Regions from separate parts of the Mus musculus genome. Here region 2 is linked to region 1. The links are chromatin contacts, found by POLR2A ChIA-PET in ENCODE. All regions are on one chromosome and are shown on one strand. Each heading gives the region's core, a stretch centred on a gene start or an enhancer-like site at or near the end of the contact. The rest is flanking DNA. Distances are from core to core; before and after follow the strand shown.

Region 1 (4,149 bases), core at 1,034-3,533:
AAAGCTGCTTGTTCTAGGCCAGGTCTAAACAGTACGCGAAAAGGTCACAGAGGACCCAGGGACCTTTCCTGATGGCAGTGGTGCTTCCCAAGGGGACACATTTCTGAGGACCTTTCCACAGAATGATCCAAGAACAGCTTTGTGAGCCTCCAAAATACCTCCCAAAGCTCCCTGTGTTCCCTGCCAGAAACACATCACCCACTGCTTCAAGACTGGCGAACATAAGCCAGCCTGCTGGAAACTTGGCAGGAAGATAGCGCAGAGGAAAGCACTCGGCCAGGCTCCGTGTGCTTCCTGTGAGAACTGCAGGCTCACGTCATGTGAATTTGTCATGATGGAAGCTATTTGCTAGAGCTCTGATCACTACCCACAGAGTTCTGATTTAACACTCGTGCCTTCCCCTCCTACAGGTCTGACAAGGGTGGGCAGAGCTCCTCAGAGTCCTTTATTCCAAAGAGGATGAATCATTGCAGCAGAGGCTGGGCTTAGTTTACAGAGCAACCTCAGGTTCATATGGTGCCCACTGCCTTCCATACTACCTAAGACTGGGCCGTTCTTAGAGAACGGAGCCCTGGAGGAGCTCCCAGGGAGTAGAAGAATCTAATGGGGGCTCGAGGTGTGGTAGACGTTAATACTTCCAGTGTTAACTGAGCACGGGGGGAGGCTATTTTTGAGAAGTTTTTTAGTGTCTCAGAATCTACAAATAAAGAGAGTGAAGAAGCCAAAGCGTGGAACACTGAAGTAGGATGGACTTTTTAAGTCAGACAAGGCAAGGACTCGAGTGACAAGTTTTTTAAATATATAATTTATTTTTATTTTATTGCACTGATGTTTTGCCTGCATGTTTGTCTGTGTGGAGGTGTCAGAGCTCTTGGAACTAGATATTACAGACAGATGCACTAGAATTACCGCCATGTGGGTATTGGGAATTAAACCAGGATCCTCTGGAAGAGCAGTCAACGCTCTTAACGGCTGAGCTGTCTTTCCAGCCCCGTAGAGTGGAAATTTTAAGCTGTTCACTTGCTGGCTCATGCTCTTCCAGGGTCAGCACCAGAGAACAGGGTTCTGCTTGCACATTAGACCTCATGGAGGTCTTTGGAGTGTTTGAATCCAGGAGACCGACTTCACACCATTGTCAGCTTAGAAATACCGTCTCACAATATTGTAAGAGTGGGGCTTGACTGGAGACAGAGACCAGTTGAAAGCTACTTAATATCCAAGTGAGAATTAAGGGGGACCTAAGGCAGGGGTCAGCTAGAAGAAGGGGATTTTATATTTAGGAGGTAAAATCAGGTGGCTGGGGCTGGAGAGTTAGTTCAATTGAATGCTTATTGACCTGAGTTCCAGCCCCAGAACCCACATACAAACTGGGTGTTAGTAGAACATGCCTATAGACCCCACACTTAGGAGGTAGAGACAGTGGGCTCCCTGGAGCTCTCTGGTCAGCCAGCCTAGACAAATCTGCAAACTGCAGATCAGTGAGAGACCCTGTCTCAAAAAACCAAGATGGGCTGGACGGTGGTGGGAAGATGGCCAGGCAGAGAGCAGAGGAGAATCTGTCCCAGCTAACCCCACCTGATAGCGTGATCAGGGCAGAAGCCAGTTTGTGTCAGAGAGTGTGGGCCTGTGAGCTGTTATCAGCTAAGGTAACTTGAACACAGAATCCTTGAGGCCTGGGGGCTGGGGGTGGGGTCTGTCTATCCTCAACAGCTTATGAGAAAGGGAAGAGGCAGGGAAGAGGGGAGAGGGTGTCACGGAGAGGTTGGGTACCACTCAAGGTAGAAAGGTTTTAAGGGAGAGGGAAACTGACTTGAGAACTGAAATGGTTGTGGGAGAACTTGGGGAATCCAAATGATGAATGTGAATAGCCTCAGTCTGTGAATTTTCTCCTGGTTCTTTCAGAAGTCTGGACAAAGAACGTGGATTGGCCCACAGTTAGGGTTTCTGTCAGATCCAAGGGCAGGAGGTCAGAGTGTTAGACAGGTCAAGAAAGGTCACTAAGCCAGTAGCTTAGGCTGTAGACAATGGGTCTTTCATAAGTATCAAAGGATGTGAAGGATGGTAGGATACATAGTAAGAAAATACGGTGACACCAGGGACCTGGCGGTCTCTGGAGAAGATCAGACCTATCTGGAACCTCACACCTGCGGTACAGCCAGAAGGCATGAAGGCCACAGCTGGGCAGAGAGCCACGGCAGAGTGAACTTCTTAACTAATGGCAAATCCCTGTGTTCAGTGCTGATGGCCATCTAAGATGGAAAAACACTGTCAGGAAATGCCTTATGTGGGTTAACCATGAAGAATTGCCCTCTCATCTGAAAGTGACCTGCGGCTCAGCTCAGCTCTTCCTGCTGTGGATGTCACGTCATATCTGGAAGCGACACCCTCCTTCCTTTGAGTCAGAGTCAAAAAAATCAGAAAGCCCTCAGTGGAGTGAGAAAGAGATTGGGGAGAGCGGGACCCACCCACATGGTATCGGAATGACATCATCAACACAACCAGACAGCAGAGGAAAAGTGCAGAGGAGTGCTGAGACCGAGGGGTCTGTGAAATGTTTCCAAAATGCTACCTCTACAGGAAAGTCCCAAGGTGCTTTTCCTTGTTGGCTGCTGGAATGAAGTAAGAATTCCCACCCAGGGTGTCACCTTTCATTATCATCCTCTTTATGTCGCTTCCTAAAATAATAACTGCCATTCAGGAGATGACTTAACCAAGATGGCTTAATTAGATATCAGACGAATACCTGTGCCCAGGAGCCCCATTACTGCAGGCCTCCTCATGCAAATCTTTCTGGCTATTCCCAACCTGACTAGCTAAAGAGACAGACGTAATTGGAGCAGCTGGGCTGTAAGCACAGCTGGGCCGTCCCCATGGAGACCAGAATTCTGCTCGGGAGTGCTTCCTGTTGCCAGCTTTTCTTCCCTCTATCTTTTTTTTTCCCGTTGTGTAGCAGCGCCTCAGTGCTCAGGTCTGTGCATACCAATCACTGGGGAGGTCGTTAAATACAGATTCTGCCTCCGCATTCTCTGATTGAGCTACTGGGTCCGTGATTCTCACAAGCCCGTAGGTGAGGCATGTTCTGCTGCTGCTGGTGGTCCTTGAGTCTCCTTCCAAGCAGCTATCAACAAAGCTCCAGCTAGCCTGCAGGAGCGTATGTTGCTTTCTCATTTTGGCACCATTTCTCCCCTTCTGTTGCTCTCCCCAGCTCCTCTATGGTCTCCAGTGGACAGTAGCTCCCTGTGTTCTCCCTCCTCCCTCTAGCACGCCATTCGTGGGCTCCATCACTAAACGTGTGTTCCTCAAGTCAGTCTTCAGCTAATGGCTTTCAGCCAGCGGTTTCCTTAAATCAGGCTAGCTGAAAGTTCTATTAAGACACAAATGGGTGGGGATGAAGCTCAGTTGGTTGAATGCCACAGAGCATGAATGAGGTCTCTGGGCCATCCTCGGTACTGCATAAAACCAATCGTGGTGGCCACACCCATGACCTCAGCACAGGTGGTAGAGGCAGGCTTAGAAAAGGTCAGCCTTCTCAGCTGTACAAGCTCAAGGGCAGCCTGGGCGATATGAGACGCTGTCTCAAAATTAAAAGTTTTAAAAGAAAGAAGAAAAAAATAACCCAATATCACAGAGTATTCCGCAAGTCGACACCCAGCTTCGCTGCTTTTGTCTCACACCCCAGTAATCCTGGGGTGTCACAGCTGGAAGGCATCACATCTGGATCCCAGAGCTCAGCAGCAGCTGGGTGTCCCTGGGGAAGGATATCACCTTGCTCATTGTCCACCGGGTCAAAGTATTGAAAAGGCTTTTCATTTTTCTTCCTTTTGGTTTCTCAAGACAGGGTTTCTCTGTTTTAGCCCTGGCTGTCCTGGAACTCAATCTGTGGACCAGGATGGCCTTGAACTCAAGAGATCCACCTCTGCCTCCCGAGTAAGTGTAGCTGGGAGTAAGTGTTTACACCACTACCGCCTGGCTTTTTTTTCTTTTTTTAATATTTATTTAAATTTGGTTCTGGAGAGAGTCTTATTGTATAGTTCCAACTGGCCTTGAACATGCTACTTAAACCAAGCTGGCCTATGCAGGGTGACGGTGGCAAAGGACTTTAATCAGGAGGCAGAAGCAAATAGATCTGAGTCTAAGGCTAACCTGGTC
Region 2 (4,149 bases), core at 463-2,962, 39 kb after region 1:
TTTACAAAACCCCGCCAATTCCACCTTTAGTCCTAAATCTTAAGTTATCCAGTGCCTGAAGGGTAAGGCATGTGAGAGGCTGACAGAATGAGGGCTCCAACCACCACCGGAGCTATATGGTGAGTTCCAGGTCAACATAGGCCAGAGACACTATCAAAAATAAGGTCCACCCCCAGAGAGTCTATGATTAGCACCGAGATTACTTATCCAGCCCGAGGGAATATTTTAAAGAAATTTGAAAAACAACCCACTTACTTCCCATCCAATCCTCGAACTGCATCCTCTGCATCTCTAGGGTCTTCAAATTCCACAAAGGCGAATCCTGGAGGATTTCTGGCAATCCACACAGTTCTTAAGGGCCCATAGTAACTGAATGCCCTTTCTAACTCTCCTTTACCAGCACCAGTTCCCAGGTTACCAACATATACCTTGGTTTCTGTTTAAAAAATGTAAACAGAACAAATGTTATTCAACGTGTGATAGGGAATTCATTTCTTTAAAACAGACCATCCTTAAAGAGCTGTGCAACGTACACGTTTTGTTTTGGAGACTCTGAGCCAGCTAAGTGATCTACTCGGAGCCACCCTACAACTATGTTAGCTATACATCGCTCAAACGACTCTCAGGCCTCAACCTCCCTGAGGCAGCTAGTGCACCACCAGGTCTGGCTCCCTTTATTTAGAGGTCTTCACCAAGTACTAAATCTTACAGCGTGAAAGACTGGAAAGCCAGACCTGCGACCAAGTTCTGGCGCTCTTATAGGAAGGAAACCCTGGGAGACTGCAGCGGGAGCATGGTAGACTTGAGGCGTGCGGGGTGGAGGTGGGGCCCGGCTCGGGCCCGCCCCGCCCCCCGAGTCCCCGCAGCCTCGGGCACAACAGCGCGCGGGCTCCGGCGGCCCGGCCTGCGGAGAGGTCTACAGCGAGGATCAGGGCCGAGCCAGTTCCCGGCTTCCACAGCAGGCGCAGGCTCACCCGAGTCCCCGCCCCAGAGCCAGAAGCCACGCTCGAAACGGCGAAGGAAAAAAAAAGAGAGAGAAAAAAAGCCGTCGCCGCTTGCAGCGGTCTTCCCCTCGCGCTACTCCTCATGCCGACCAATTGTTGGACGACGCGCAGCTCGCAGCTGCCGGTTTCGTTCCGTCTCCAGCCCAACCCGAATCTTAACGCCCATCATCACTCCCCGGCTCCAGTGGCGGGAAAGCGCTGAGGAAATGCGCCACCACGGTCATCAATGTGCTCAAAATGGCAGCCGCCGCCGCCGCCGAGGGCGGGGGGTGGGGTGGTGGAGGCGGGCGGCAGCGCGGAGAAATGGCCAACGCCACCACGGCGACCCCGCCAGGCTTCGGCCTGTCCAGGAGAGACCAAAAGGCGCCAAGCGCCCGGGCCCTAAGCGGCACACATGCCCTCCAGTCCCGCTCGCCCTCCTCCTCCCCGCCCCCGCGGCCTCGGGCTTCGTACAGCGTGCGCAGGAGCCGCCATTACGCACGCGGAATAACCGTCTCTAACCGCCGCGCCGCCCCTGCGGCCCCGCTCTGCTCGGTCGGCGGGCAGCACCGTCCTCCCCTGGGGCCCTGGCCGCTTACCTCCTCCATACCGCCCGTAGCGTGACATGATGGCCGGCCCGTGTACTCGGCTCTAGCTTGGAATGCTCACAGCGCGAGTAGCACGGAAGCGGCTGCGCAACCTCCTCTGCCTGCAATCCCGGCGGCACTACAAGGAAGAGGCCGGAGTCGCGCTTATATAGGCGGCGGGCGGGGATTCTTTTTTTCTGCGCATGCGTTGTGTCAACGTTCTGCGCGGCACAAAGAAGCTGGGCGGAAACAGCCTAGAGGCGGGGCGGAGGGAACTTAGAGCGAGACTCTGCGAGCGGAGCGGAGGGATACGTTTCCATGGGAACGCCGGGATCTTGCCCATAAACCTGTGGCCTTCCGGCGGTCTCCTGCTCCCTCCCCTCCCCTTCCCCTTTCCTGAACCCTGTGGGTCCTCCTAACCTCTCCCAACCCTTTTACCTCTTCATTTTAATCTAGGAACTGACAGCGACCGTAACCTAAGTACAGGTACACTAGACCGTTCTGTGAAAGTCCGTAAAATTTAACCGCTGCTGTCCCGGTCGCCACCTTTGGGGTACCTGGCCTAGTCTGTGTTCAGTGATCTTTAAGGCTCAACAGAGGTAATTAAACTAAGACCAGTGTGAAAATAACCCTTACTCCACAGTTATGTCTAATGGTTATTGCATCACGGGCCTCAAAAGGGATGACTTCCCCCGGGGAGTCTGCATAATACCTCTCCTTTTTGCACTGAGTCACTAATTTGTTAGTTTGATCTGAGTACTTGGGGGTTTGCTGAAACAAAGGGATAGGGTTGTGGAGAAGGGGTTCTGGCAATGTTAAAGTTGTGGCAAAACTGTAAAAGTTTGCAAGCATACTGAGCCGAGACAATTCTTGCATCTGAAGCACAAATTTATTTTTCCCTTCTAGTGCTTTGGATTTTTTAAAAGTTGTGTGTGAATTTTTACTTAAAACCTTACAGCTCAGCCACTCAATACGTATCAGTCTCCCTGAGTTGCTTAAAATCTGCCTTTGAATTCTGCATTTGCCAAAATTCAACTCTAAAAAGAGAGCTAAGTTCTTTTTTTTTTAAGATTTATTTATTTATTATATGTGAGTACACTGTAGCTGACTTCAGACACTCCAGAAGAGGGAGTCAGATCTCATTACCGGTGGTTGTGAGCCACCATATGGTTGCAGGGATTTGAACTCATCATTTGAACTCAGGGATGACCTTAGGAAGAGCAGTCAGTGTTCTTACCCACTGAGCCATCTCACCAGCCCAAGTTCTTTTTATCAACCAGCAAAAAACAAACAAACCAAAAAAAACAAAAAACAAAAAACAAAAAACATTACATCGTAACTACTTGGAATACTCAAGGGTTGGAAATTTTACACATAAAAGAGGAAGTTCCTAGGTACGTGTATTTCATCTCCGTTTTCATTTGCTGTGTGTGGATTCAGGTGTGGAGTGCTTTCTCTAAAGGAGTCCTTCTTGGTCAATAAAGCATGAGACTCTTTTAAAAAAAAAAAAAAGATTCATTTGTTATTTATACGAGTACACCGTGGCTGTCTTCAGACACACCAGAAGAGGGCATCAGATACCTTATAGATGGTTGTGAGTCACCATGTGGTTGCTGGGAATTGAACTCAGGACCTCTGGAAGAGCAGTCAGTGCTCTTAACTGCTGAGCCATATCTCTAGCCCCTCCCCCCCTTTTTAAAAGCAAAGACTCTTAAGTACTACTAATTTATATGTATGTTGATTTTCAAATATTTAAAATTATAGTGTCTCAACAAAAATCTCTGGCAAGAAAATAGAAACTCTACACAGTGAAGTATATTGTTCTGCCTCAGTCTTACTACACAGTATATTGTTCTGCCTCAATCTTCCTGTGTTTGCTTGCCACAGGAACTTCTGCAGTCCAGGCCTCCCACAGATTCACTATGTATACAACCCAGAGCTTTTTTTCATGCTAGAGAAATATTCTTCTAATCTGCTTCTCTCTGAAAGGCATTGAGCAATAATTATAAACATTTGTATTCTCTCTGAAGGAATAGCAATTCTATAAAGTCTAATTCCACTTTTTTGTTTGTTTGGGATTTTGTTTGTTTGTTTTTCAAGATTGGAGTCTTTCTGAGTAGCCCTAGCTATCTTGGAATTCTCTCGGTACACCAGGCTAGCCTGGAACTCAGAGAGACCCACCTGCCTCTGTCTCTTGAGTGCTGGGATTAAATGTGTATGCCACCATGCCCAGCCTCTAGATTTGAGTTTAAATGAATCTACTTGGGTCAACACATATTCTAACATTTGCTAATATAAGCTATTGAGTGATTATTATTATGCCACAGTTGTTAAATCTTGGCTATTGGGGGCTGGTGAGATGGCTCAGTGGGTAAGAGCACCCGACTGCTCTTCCGAAGGTCAGGAGTTCAAATCCCAGCAACCACATGGTGGCTCACAACCATCCGATCCTGAGATATGACTCCCTCTTCTGGAGTGTCTGAAGACAGCTACAGTGTACTTACATATAATAAATAAATAAATAAATAAATAAATAAATCTAAAAAAAAATCTTGGCTATTACCACATTAAAGTTGGGG

Evidence for each region. ChIA-PET counts read pairs that join two places held with the same protein, here RNA polymerase II (POLR2A).
Region 2: POLR2A ChIA-PET joins it to region 1 with 26 read pairs in embryonic stem cell. The contact joins the promoter of Srsf7 here to the enhancer-like site in region 1. POLR2A ChIA-PET finds 5 or more read pairs at or near these places in 4 of 5 experiments (Patski and embryonic stem cell).

Annotation. Positions count from the first base shown.
Region 1 is chr17:80,165,662-80,169,810 of GRCm38, forward strand. The region is part of intron 4 of Galm (galactose mutarotase); the gene reads left to right. Among named protein-coding and RNA genes, the nearest start is that of Gm51284, 27 kb to the right of the region's middle. Within about 2 kb of position 2,284, at least 1 of the 3 ENCODE cell types and tissues checked has a DNase peak (open chromatin) inside an H3K27ac peak, as active enhancers do.
Region 2 is chr17:80,205,593-80,209,741 of GRCm38, forward strand. It overlaps Srsf7 (serine and arginine-rich splicing factor 7), which reads right to left and starts at 1,713. Exons shown (of 8, transcript NM_146083.2): 1 at 1,583-1,713; 2 at 256-436. The coding sequence starts at 1,610. It also overlaps a transcript of Gemin6 not described here.